2 separate regions of the Mus musculus genome follow, and region 1 is linked to region 2. Evidence: chromatin loops called from intact Hi-C (ENCODE). Cell type or tissue: heart. All regions are shown on one strand. Links, peaks and the distances in the headings refer to the core of each region. The heading gives the core; the rest is flanking DNA.

Region 1 (5,126 bases), core at 983-3,482, 270 kb before region 2:
TGATGGCTTCCTTTTGTGGTGTGTGTTTCACCCTTAGACAAATTGTTAGACTCACATGGCTGACAGTGGTAAGAGATGGGAATTGTCGGCTCACCTCAAAGTGCAGGGGAGGGACTTTACATGGAATGGTAAGACGTGCTCTCAGTGGGGCTGCTGATGCTGACATGGTTCAGCAATTAGGAGCACTAGTTGCTCTTGCAGAGGACCTGGGTTCAGTTCCTGGTACCCACATGGCTGCCCACAATGGTTCTAACTCCAGTTCCAGGGTGTCTGATGCCCTCTTCGCTTCCACAGGCACTACACACAAGAGGCGCACACAGACGCTAGCACACTTCAATAAAAATAAATAAATCTTACAAATAAGGGTTGTTTTTTTTTTTTTTTTTTTTGCAGTGGTGGTGGCTGAGGTTGCCAGGAAGGGCCTGGGCAAGAAACCCGGAGCATGAATCCGCAGGAAGTTAGGGATCTGAACTAGTTCTTTTCACACTGCTGGAAAATCTCTCACATATCACCTTAGAAGGGGAGAAAAGAGCAATATTATATGAGTGGACTCATGTCCATAATACAAGAGTGGCATGTCATATCATAGACACGGGGGATGCAGCGGGAAAGTAAGTACGGTGAGCCAATAGCAATCTTGAAATATTCCAAAAAGGCCTAAGTCGGTGCTCCCACCCCTGAGAGCCATCCTCCACTCAGAGTAGTTTATCTGAGAGAGCCACATTCTAAGCATGGAGGCGGGAGTCCTGGGTAAGCATCAGCACGGGCTCCCTGCTGCTCACCAATGGCAACGAGAGTCCTAAGAACCAGTCACACATTCCCACGTCCTATCTCCCGTGGTACCCTCATGACAGCATGAGGCAGCAGGCAGAAAAGACATTTCCACTTTGGTGAACTTGGAAATAAGGGTCAGAGAAGTTGATCCAATGAGCCGAAGTCGCATCACGCTGTGCACACATAACAGAGGAGCAAACAGATCTGGGTCTCTGTGTGATGGATGGTTCGTGTACCAGATGTAGAAATGACTCAAAATCACCTTGTTATGACCTTGAAAGTTAACCCTTTCCACCTCCTGGAGGTGGGGAGTAACCTCAAAAGATGCCAGGACACTTCAGGAGGTGACTTTGCCTCTCTGAATACTGTTTTCTTCATCTGCAGCATCAAAACACAGGTGTAGGAAGGGCTACACATCTGTGACTTCAGATACCAAGGCAAGAAGATGAAGAAATGAGGGGCAGCTTGGGCTAGCTATGTGGTGAGACTTGGCCTCAAAAATCAAAGCACCAAAACAAAAGCAGGTGGTTGAGCTGGCTCCATCCAAGCTGAGGTATTAAGGTAGAATGCGTACCCTTCCTTTCAAGGTCCAAAATCAGCTCTCTAATGCACTAAAATGAGTCTTCTTGGGGCAAACTTTTTTTTTTAATTACAATTAAGCCTACCGAGTTTTCTAGAGAGAACCTGCTGCATGCTAGAAGAGAGCTGTGAAGAATTTAGCTGAAGGAGGCCGAAAGAGCACTACCACCCAGCTTAGCTGGCCCCGGTTTCTCTTTGCCCTCCGCACAGGCCACCCATCCCTCCGAACCCATTCAAAACAGGAGGGTTCCCGGGCTGTGCGCAAAGGCAACGCACGAGGCCCCATCCTCCGCAGCCCCCGCGGCTGCATCCCGTCATCAGAAACATGTGAATGAACCAAATTATCTCCAGGGCTCAGGGCGTGGGCCACATAGCCAGGCTCCACCGTCAAAGGATCCAGCGTCATGTTCTCCACCCCCTTATGTGAAGGCTGGTGCTGTCGTACTGTGCTGAGGGAGGCAGCCAGCCTGGAAGTGCCATGTAAGGAAGAAACTGTTCCGTTTCGGTGTTCGGCTTCGAAAATAGCTGCTAATAAAAAGCCTTCGTACTGTGACACTTCAATACAGACACCCACAAGGATACCTTGACAAGCTGTTTCAGTCTTCGCAAGCCTTTTCTTGCGCAAGGCCCCACCAGTCACCCACAGACACAACCCTGCAGAGACAGAGGCGGCCAGCAGGGGTCTGCCTAGTCTGCTGGGCCGGGAGCTCAAGCCCTGCTGCTCTATCGGAAGCTTCTGCCTCCTTTTCCAGCTGCAGCTTATGGTGTGTCTCGCTCACTACATTCAGGATATCTAGGACAGTGCCTACCTAGAGGATGAGCCAAACTCGCCCCGCAGACAAGGTGAGGGGCGTGTGTAGGGGGGAGCCTTAAACAATCTTCATTCACAAACTGATCCAAATAGAAGATTTGAAACATAATGGCAAACAGCATTGCTCAAGGAATCTGAGCTCTGATGGCAGACAGCAGCAGGGTGTGGCTGAACGGTACTGACGAAAATCCAAAGACCTTTCTCACTGGAAGTCCTAAAACTGTATTATGGCCATAACACCGTCTCCACTAGGAAAACAAAGGATCACACTTGAGAGAATTTTTAACAGCACATGGCCTTTCCCCACTGATGTGGTGCTGAATGGTGCATGCTAGGCTCCTGCTCCCTAAAGTTGTAACTTTCTGAAGTTCTTATTTTAAGGTGCTCAGTAAGTCGCAGAGCTGGGCCTGAGCTCCTCCTGCAGCCCAGACAGGCCTTGACCCTTCTGCTTTGACCTTCCTCTCCTTCCACCTCGGTCTTTCAAGTATTGAGGATTATATAAGCCTGAGACATGGAGCCTGGCCTCCCTGGCCAATTTCTCGATAATTAAGAGCAATCGCACAGTTTCAATTTAAATCAAGGCATGGAGGTCCAGGGAGTTTTCAAAATGAGCAAAGAAACAAGCGCCCAGGTATCCATGCCTATGGTCAAGTTTGAAAATTTGTTTGTGGCGAGGAGTGGGTAAGGTCATAGGTTCAAGAGAGATTTTTCTCATCAGAGCTCAGAAGGGATTTTGTTTGATAATTCTTTTATCATGTTTGTGTACATGTATGCACATGTGTGTGTTTGTGTGTGAGTGTTTGTATTTATCCGTGTTGAGGCCAGGGGTCAATTTTGAGTGTCATGCCTCAAAATTTTTAATGTTGTGTTTGCTGTTGTTGTGGTTGCTGCTGCTGTTGTGGTGGTTGCTGCTGCTGCTGCTGCTGCTGTTGCTGCTGTTTGAATCAAAGTTTGAAACAAGAGTTGGCCTGGGTCTCAGTGATTAGGTTAAGCTGGCTGGCCAGGGGTCTCCAGCTTCCGAGTGTGAGTTTATAAAAGTGTGCCACATGCCCAGCTTTCCCCCCTGTCTTTCCTTTAAACATAGACTCTGTAGATCAGACTTGGTTCCTCATGCCTACCGGGCAAGCACATTGCTGACTGTGTTGCCCTTCAACCTTAGATAAATATTTTTCTGGAGCCCGATGTGTGCCTCACTCTGTCTGGAAAGCGAAATTCCTCAGACTCTCTAAGCTTCTGCTAAGCTGTGTTCACCACAGGCTCGCCAGCACATGAAGCCCCTGTCACACAGCAGAGGACACATTCTGGTGTGTTAATGTTATCTAACCTGCATCCCGTGCTAGGATAGGTTGCTGTGATAATCTCTGTAGTGTCTGACAGGTGGACAGATAAAACAAGGGCAGGTTTGAAAGAATCTCTTGAGGACCGACATTGTCAGAACTCATGCCCTGGTGGGGCTCCACAGTTTCTGGCCAGTGTACCTAGTGCAGTGGACAGCATCCTTGCTTTGGAAGAAGAATACGGACCATTCTTTTCTGAAAACTCCTTTTAGTGTGATCAGCAAGAATCCAGTACACGTGGGGCACTTGGAGTTTAACACCAGAACACGTATGCTGCACACGAGAACCCTTTGGCATTAGGTATGGATTTTTTAAGGTTACTAACAGCCCTACCTGATACTCTCCTCCCTTTAAAACTCAGCCAAAGTCTAACTTATTTTCCCATAGAATTTTATAGATCTCCTCCCTCGCCTCCAACAAAATCAGTTTTTTTTTTCTGTACAGCATGTATCTCCCTGCTTAATATCAGACTGAATCATTCATGTGTCTTCTCCCAGGGAGATTTTCTTTAGGGACCAGAACATGTCTTGCAGAAACCCAGTTACGAAGTCTATTTGGAATGCTATCTTAAGTTAATCTAGCCATTCATCTGCCTAGTACTTCCCAGGAATGGGCATAGAACAAAAGCCAAGACTACAAGATGCAGGGAACACTACTGATATTTTCTGCCCACACGGCTTTCCAGTGCTTTCTTGAGCAAGTCCATGTTTGAGCCTGAGAAACTTCTCAGAGTCGGACCGAGGCTGGCATGACTCCCCCTACTCACTGCTCACCCAAGATGAAGAAGAAGCTCTCCTACTTCAGCAATAATCCTGTGTAGGCAGAAAAACTTTAATTGTACAAGTATTATGTAAATGTAAGTTATTTAATTAAAAAGGAGGTGGGGGGGGAAGCCTTCACAGGAAGTAGCTATTTTTTTTATATATATAAAAAAGATGAGAGAATTTTGTTTCTCTTTACTGCAGATTGTAAGTAGCTCACTGATGGGCCTTGAGATGACACATCCTTTGTAGAGAGGGAACAGCCGCCTTCTGCTTCGAGGAAAGATGAAGTAGCAGAGATGAGTTCCCCCCACCCCCCACCCCAGGCAGCCTAACTATAAACCGTTTCCACACTACTTAATAAACGTAAGGACGGCTAGTACTCCTTGAGAGGTAAGTGGTCATGGGGAGTCAAGAGAGCACTCAAGTCTAGGTCCCTGAAAGTTCCACAAGATGGCTAATCTTCACTGTCAACCTGATTACACTGGGGGCTACCAGGGAGATTGATGGAGTAAGACCCTGGGTGTGTCTGTGGGGGCTTAGCTGAGAGTTTAGCTAAGGCCAGAAGGTCGGCTCTGACCTTTCTGCAGGCTGCAGTCCTGGCTGAAGTAAAGGGGAAGGAAGGAAAGGCCAGGATACAGGTCTTAGTCTCTCTCTCTCTCTCTCTCTCTCTCTCTCTCTCTTTCTCTCTCTCTTGTTTGTATATTTCTTTACCTCCCACCCACCCTTTCCTTTCTACATTTTCCCAGCATGCTGTGATCTGACATGGCATGTGATCCCATGAAGATGTACCAAACTCACTGAAGCACCAGGTTGCCCGTGAGAACAGCAGTCCTTGGAAAGGAAACCAAAGGCTGAAGGTCA
Region 2 (5,126 bases), core at 936-3,435:
GCCTTCCCTGCGCCCTCTTGCTGCTTGGTGCTGGTGGCCTCCCGCGGAGTGGAGCGTACCAGAGGCTGAGCCTGTCGGTGCTGGGGCTGAGCAGGTTGGCGCTGACCAAATGGTTCACAGTGGCTGGGACATCGCGGGCCGCTGCTCCGAGCCACAAGGCGGCTGCATAGTCCTATACGCCAGGCACCACTCGGTGGATCTCCCTGGACTCTTTGGGTCGCAGAACCGCTAAACCGGCACGAATATCGATATCGGTGCGCACCTCAGGGCTGAGGACAAACAGACATGGATGAGACTAATAGACCCCACACACCACCAACTGGGACACAGTCCCTCCGCGCTCTCCTCACCCTGAACCCCAAGCCTGGAGAATGAATGTCTGAGTGCCCAGCTCCCGCCCCGCCATCAACTTGCCCCTTAGTGCCCCCCCCCCGTGTGCCCGCCCTCCCTTCAAGCCTGAGGCCGAGGCATGAGAAGTCGGTAACGGGTCTTTGAGAGCAGATTCCATGGCATAGGCCAAGCCAAGGACCCTCCAAAGAGGCTGCGGCAGCGCTGGGGCCCCAATGATGCTGCAGAATCCTCCCCGGCCGCTGGGCGCGGGGGGAGAGGGGAGGTGGGCAGGTGGCGCGGCACATCCCACCTGGGGAGCAACTGCGGTAGCAGGACAGTGCCGGCCCAGGCCACCGAGGACTGTCCGCGCGGCTTCCCCGGCCTCCCGTAGCAAGCGCAGGGAGCAGAGCGCTGCAGAAGCAGCAACAGCAGCTGAAGCAGCGACTGGGCTCTAACCGGCGGCCGCCGCCGCCGCCGCCTCTGCTACTGCTGGCGAAGTGACGTGAGGGCTGACGCAGAGCAGGGGCAGAAACTCCAGAAAATTAGTATGAAATCCAAAAACACACACGCTCACACACGCGCGCGCGCACACACACGCACACACGCATAGCATAGCACCCTCCAGACAAAAGCAAGGCGGAGGGGAGGGAATCTGGGGGCGAGCGGGGAGGAGGAGGCTTGGTGCCAGCGGCCAGGCGCAGACAGCAGCATGTGGGAGTTCACACTCGCGCGCACGCACACACCTTGGCGGGGTAGCTGTGCGGGTGTGCATGTGTGCGCGTGTGCGTGTGTGTGCCCCCTTTAGACCCCGGTACATCTAAAATGCAGCGATGCTTCCTTGGTCCCTAATTCTTACATCTCTTCCACATCGCAGTACAGACTAGCTCCCCCTTTTTTAAATGGAAGCCCTGTTTGGTTAGGCTCTGAAAAAAATGCTCTGATTCGTATTGTAGGAATCCTCCCTTTTCCTTTTCCTTTCCCTCTCCCTCCCCGCCGCGTTCTTCTTTCTCACCATGCTCATAGGGGAAAGCAAGCTATTTCCAAAATATAGGGAAGACAAGCTACACCCCGTACAAAAATAAATATATAGCGCTGTACGTTAGTAACCAAGGACCATTGCCGGGTTCCGGACTACCTATTTAGGGGTGGATGGTTCCAAAGCTCTCCTGATGGGGTTTCTGCCAAGAGAGAAGTGTAGACAGCCTGCAGACACAAGTGTAGCTCTGATGGATCTTTCTCCTGCCGTTTGCGCCACAGAGAGAGCCCTGCGTGGGAAGGGAGCGCGCCGGCCGCGCTGTGGGTTCCCTAAATGCTTTGCACCGACCCTGGCCTGTGGAATGGATGGCTCCGCATCATCTTCTCTTATTCCTTAACCTGGCAGGATGCAGCCATTTGAGGATCACAGCTTCACTCCCCGCGACACCCACCCGCACGCGGAGCACCCAAGCCCCTGTCCCCTGCCCTGCCGTACCTTGCGCGTGTTCGTGTGCGCGCGTGCATGTGCGCCAACGTGTACCCTGCACCCGCGCTGCCCGAGGCAGGATGTGCTTCCAGCTACCGAGAGGCCGGGCTCCGGCAGCGCCCTAGAGTCTCAGTGGGGACACGTGAGATGATTCCGGAGGGTCGAGTGACAAACGTGCGGGTGCAGTTAAATGGTCGCTGCGGGCCATTCGCGAGCCTGATCTGAGCCTCCTCTCACCATTTGTAGCTGCGACCGCCCGCACATCCGCAGTCATTTAAAAGGGAATCTGGTAGATGCGCCGCAGTGCCTGACACTTTCGAGGGCTCTGGTGCCCCCGCGTGGGGAGAAGAAACCCAGCACGCTCCGGTACCTCGGGCCATTGCTACCACCGCATTAGGAACTGCGCTACCGGCGCACTGCAGCTCCAGATGCGCAACCGCCGCGCTGTGTGCACATTGCTACCCAGGCAGTGCGCCTCTCACCAGATCCCTACAATCTCCTGCCTCTGAAGTCCTCCACGCACCACAAGACAATGCGCTGGAGTCCAATTTAAGACATAAGAATAGTCATCCAACTGCCCGCAAAAGGCCAGAAATGAGAAGGATGATGTCAGGGGAAATGTTTGGGTCTTCGCACAGCCTTAAACATCACTAAGAAATAAAATCAATCTAGCAAGATTTTCACATAGATGTCATGCACCAGGGATAGAAATATAATCCTTACACATTTAAAACACCCGGCCGGCCGAGGCCTGGAGCAAAAACCAGCAGGTCACCTCACCCCCTTCCCTGAGCCCTGATACACCTTGGGGGCTTGGACCACCCAAGCTTCAGATAACTTCTCAGTTCTGCCTGCCACCTTTGCTGCTGTGGCAAGGCACAGAACCCCAAAGCTAAGACATCTTTGTCCAGGAGACACAGTTGTGCTGCCAATGTTCTTTTAGGGAGACTTTTCCAGACACATACACGTGCGTGCGCGCGCGCGTACACACACACACACACCTTATTGTGTATGTGTGTGGGTTACCAAATCAAGGGTATCAGAGGAAAGCTGATTTTCTCCTTCCATCACGCGTCCTGGGAGCAAGGTGAGATCAGACCAAGTGTCTACTCACTGAGCCATCTCTCCTTCCATTTGCCAGTGTCTTTTGTGGAAAAACCCCTAGGAACACTGAAGAGGAAGGGAGGAGTAATTACTGCCCCACTCCCGCCCCTGCGCACTCATGCGTGCCCCAGACTCATGCCTACTCTCACTCCATTTTTTCTCAGAAAATGTCCATTTCTATGATGGTGGCTACAGTATTGACGTGGCATCCAAGACTGGCAGAGTTTGTGTGGTTTATAGACAGGAAGAGTCTAATGAATGCTGGAATATTTGCAGGATTTGTAGAACGAGTACATGCTACTGTTACGTGCCACTTCAGTTAGGATGGGCTGCCCACTTCCTGCTCCCCGTTCCTTGGGCCACCGTCTTGTCTTGGTCCACACTATTTTGTCCTTTCAACAGACTGTTTATGGAAACGTTGAAGAGGCAGGAATGATTATCAACTGTGTTTATTAAACTCGCTCCAGATCACAGTAGGCATGTTTAAATATGTGCTCAATGGCAAATACAATAATTTGAATTTGAAGCATGCCTCACCTAATCTCTACCACAGCCAGCCCTCTGTGTGAGCTTTCCTGGACACAGTTCCTCTTGTCCTGCAGTCCTGTACTCCGAGTTCCTCTAGTAGCCAGGTAAGTCCTTCACTGGGCTTGGGGGGGGGTTGTTCTCTCATTCACAATGGTAATACCATGAACAATAACAGGACACACGATAATGCTCTCTTAGCTTATAAACTTGAAGATCCATATCAACTTTGAGACCAGAAAGCTGTTATACAAAGACAAAACTCCACTAACTTTTGCTTCTGACTGAGGATTGGTCTCTCAACCAAACAACTAATAATACATAAGAAAGGACTGGGTTGTTTAAGCAAATGGGCATCGGACAACAAAGAAAGACTGTGGCAGAGTCAAGGGAAATCAAAGTGAGCAGAAGGCTCCCAACAGGAGAGTGTATGAAAGCTAAGAAGTCTCCATCTTGATTAGCATATTCAGAGGTGAAACCGCCTGTAGCCAGGGGTAAAAGCCCTGGGCAGATGCAAAGGAGCTATATCAATCCCTGCAGAGACGCAAAGGAATTATGGCAATCCCTGCGCAGACACAAGGCATCTATGCCAATGAAAAGAATCAAAAGTAAAAAGTGAAATCACAGCACATCAGAATTTGTAGGGAGCCACTGAGCCAGCCGTTAGGAAGAACGCTACAACACTACACCCCAATCCTGGAAAAGAACAAATGTCCCTAGTCAGTGACATTGACTTTGAGTGTTGGGACCTGTAAAAGAACAAATTATCACAAAGAAATCCAAAGAGATGGAATAATGCAAACCAGAATGAAAAAAATAGCAAAAACACGTAAAAAAAACAGCTCTTTAAGATGAATAACATTGATAGACATCTGGTTGGGCCAATCAGGAAAGAAAGAAAGAGAAAGAGAGAAAGAAAGAAAGAAAGAAAGAAAGAAAGAAAGAAAGAAAGAAAGAGAGAGAGAGAGAGAGAGAGAGAGAGAGAGGAACAAAGAAAGAAACAAAGAAAGAAACAAAGAAAGAAAGCAAGCAGGCAGGCAGGCACTGGGGGGAGAGCAGGAGAGATGGTGCAGAGGCTCTGGTTTACTTCCCAACATCCAGAGTCACATACTATGGTCAGCAACCCACTGCCAGGACTTCTGATGCCCTCTTCTGGCCGCCTGAGGCATTACATGTGCATGGTGCATATACACTCACCCAGGGAAACACACAAAGTGAAAATAAATCAATATTTTTTAAAAGGGAGAGAAATGAAATAATGAATTCAACAAGAAACCCCAGATGATTTATAAATATTAACAAAATCACACAAGTATACTGTGAACAACAACAACTACACACACACATAAACACACACACACACAAAATTGATGACACAAATAACAACATTCTCTATACAGGAAACAGATAAACTGAGTAGTCCTGATCTTACGCAGATCTTTAGTTCATCTTTTAACATCTTCCCACTTGGGTCTGGAGAGATGCTCGGTGAATAAGGATGTATGCTATGCAAGCATGAGTTCAAATCCCAGAACCTACATAAATGGCTGTGCATGACTACAGCCCCAGAACTAGTAGAAACACGCAGTCCTGAAGAGCCCACCAGCCAGCCTAGACAAGAAGGTAAGCTTCCTGCTCAGTGAAGATTGTTCCAAGGCAATAATTCACAGAGTGAGGGAGAAATACACCCAGCATCTCGCTCTGG

What was found. Hi-C counts contacts between places; a loop is a spot of excess contacts. Peaks named below come from ENCODE experiments on the same cell type or tissue, not always from the same donor. Only the 100,000 strongest peaks of a DNase experiment are listed, where the experiment ranks them.
Region 1: it touches region 2 in a loop (12-fold over the local background); 22 of 42 quality-filtered maps call a loop at or near these places.

Annotation. Positions count from the first base shown.
Region 1 is chr13:59,070,667-59,075,792 of GRCm38, reverse strand. All of the region lies in intron 16 of Ntrk2 (neurotrophic tyrosine kinase, receptor, type 2), which reads right to left. Gm53063 (predicted gene, 34245) reads left to right here and starts at 2,079. Exons shown (of 4, transcript NR_168904.1): 1 at 2,079-2,196; 2 at 3,714-3,801; 3 at 4,187-4,357; 4 at 4,467-5,126. In heart, for the core only: a CTCF peak has its summit at 2,022 (motif pointing right); a DNase peak (open chromatin) is centred at 2,012; H3K4me3 peaks cover 680 bases; H3K27me3 peaks cover 1,248 bases.
Region 2 is chr13:58,803,528-58,808,653 of GRCm38, reverse strand. It overlaps Ntrk2 (neurotrophic tyrosine kinase, receptor, type 2), which reads right to left and starts at 957. Exons shown (of 18, transcript NM_001025074.2): 1 at 641-957; 2 at 1-269. In heart, for the core only: a CTCF peak has its summit at 2,129 (motif pointing left); a DNase peak (open chromatin) is centred at 2,013; H3K4me3 peaks cover 1,539 bases; H3K27ac peaks cover 365 bases; H3K27me3 peaks cover 2,221 bases.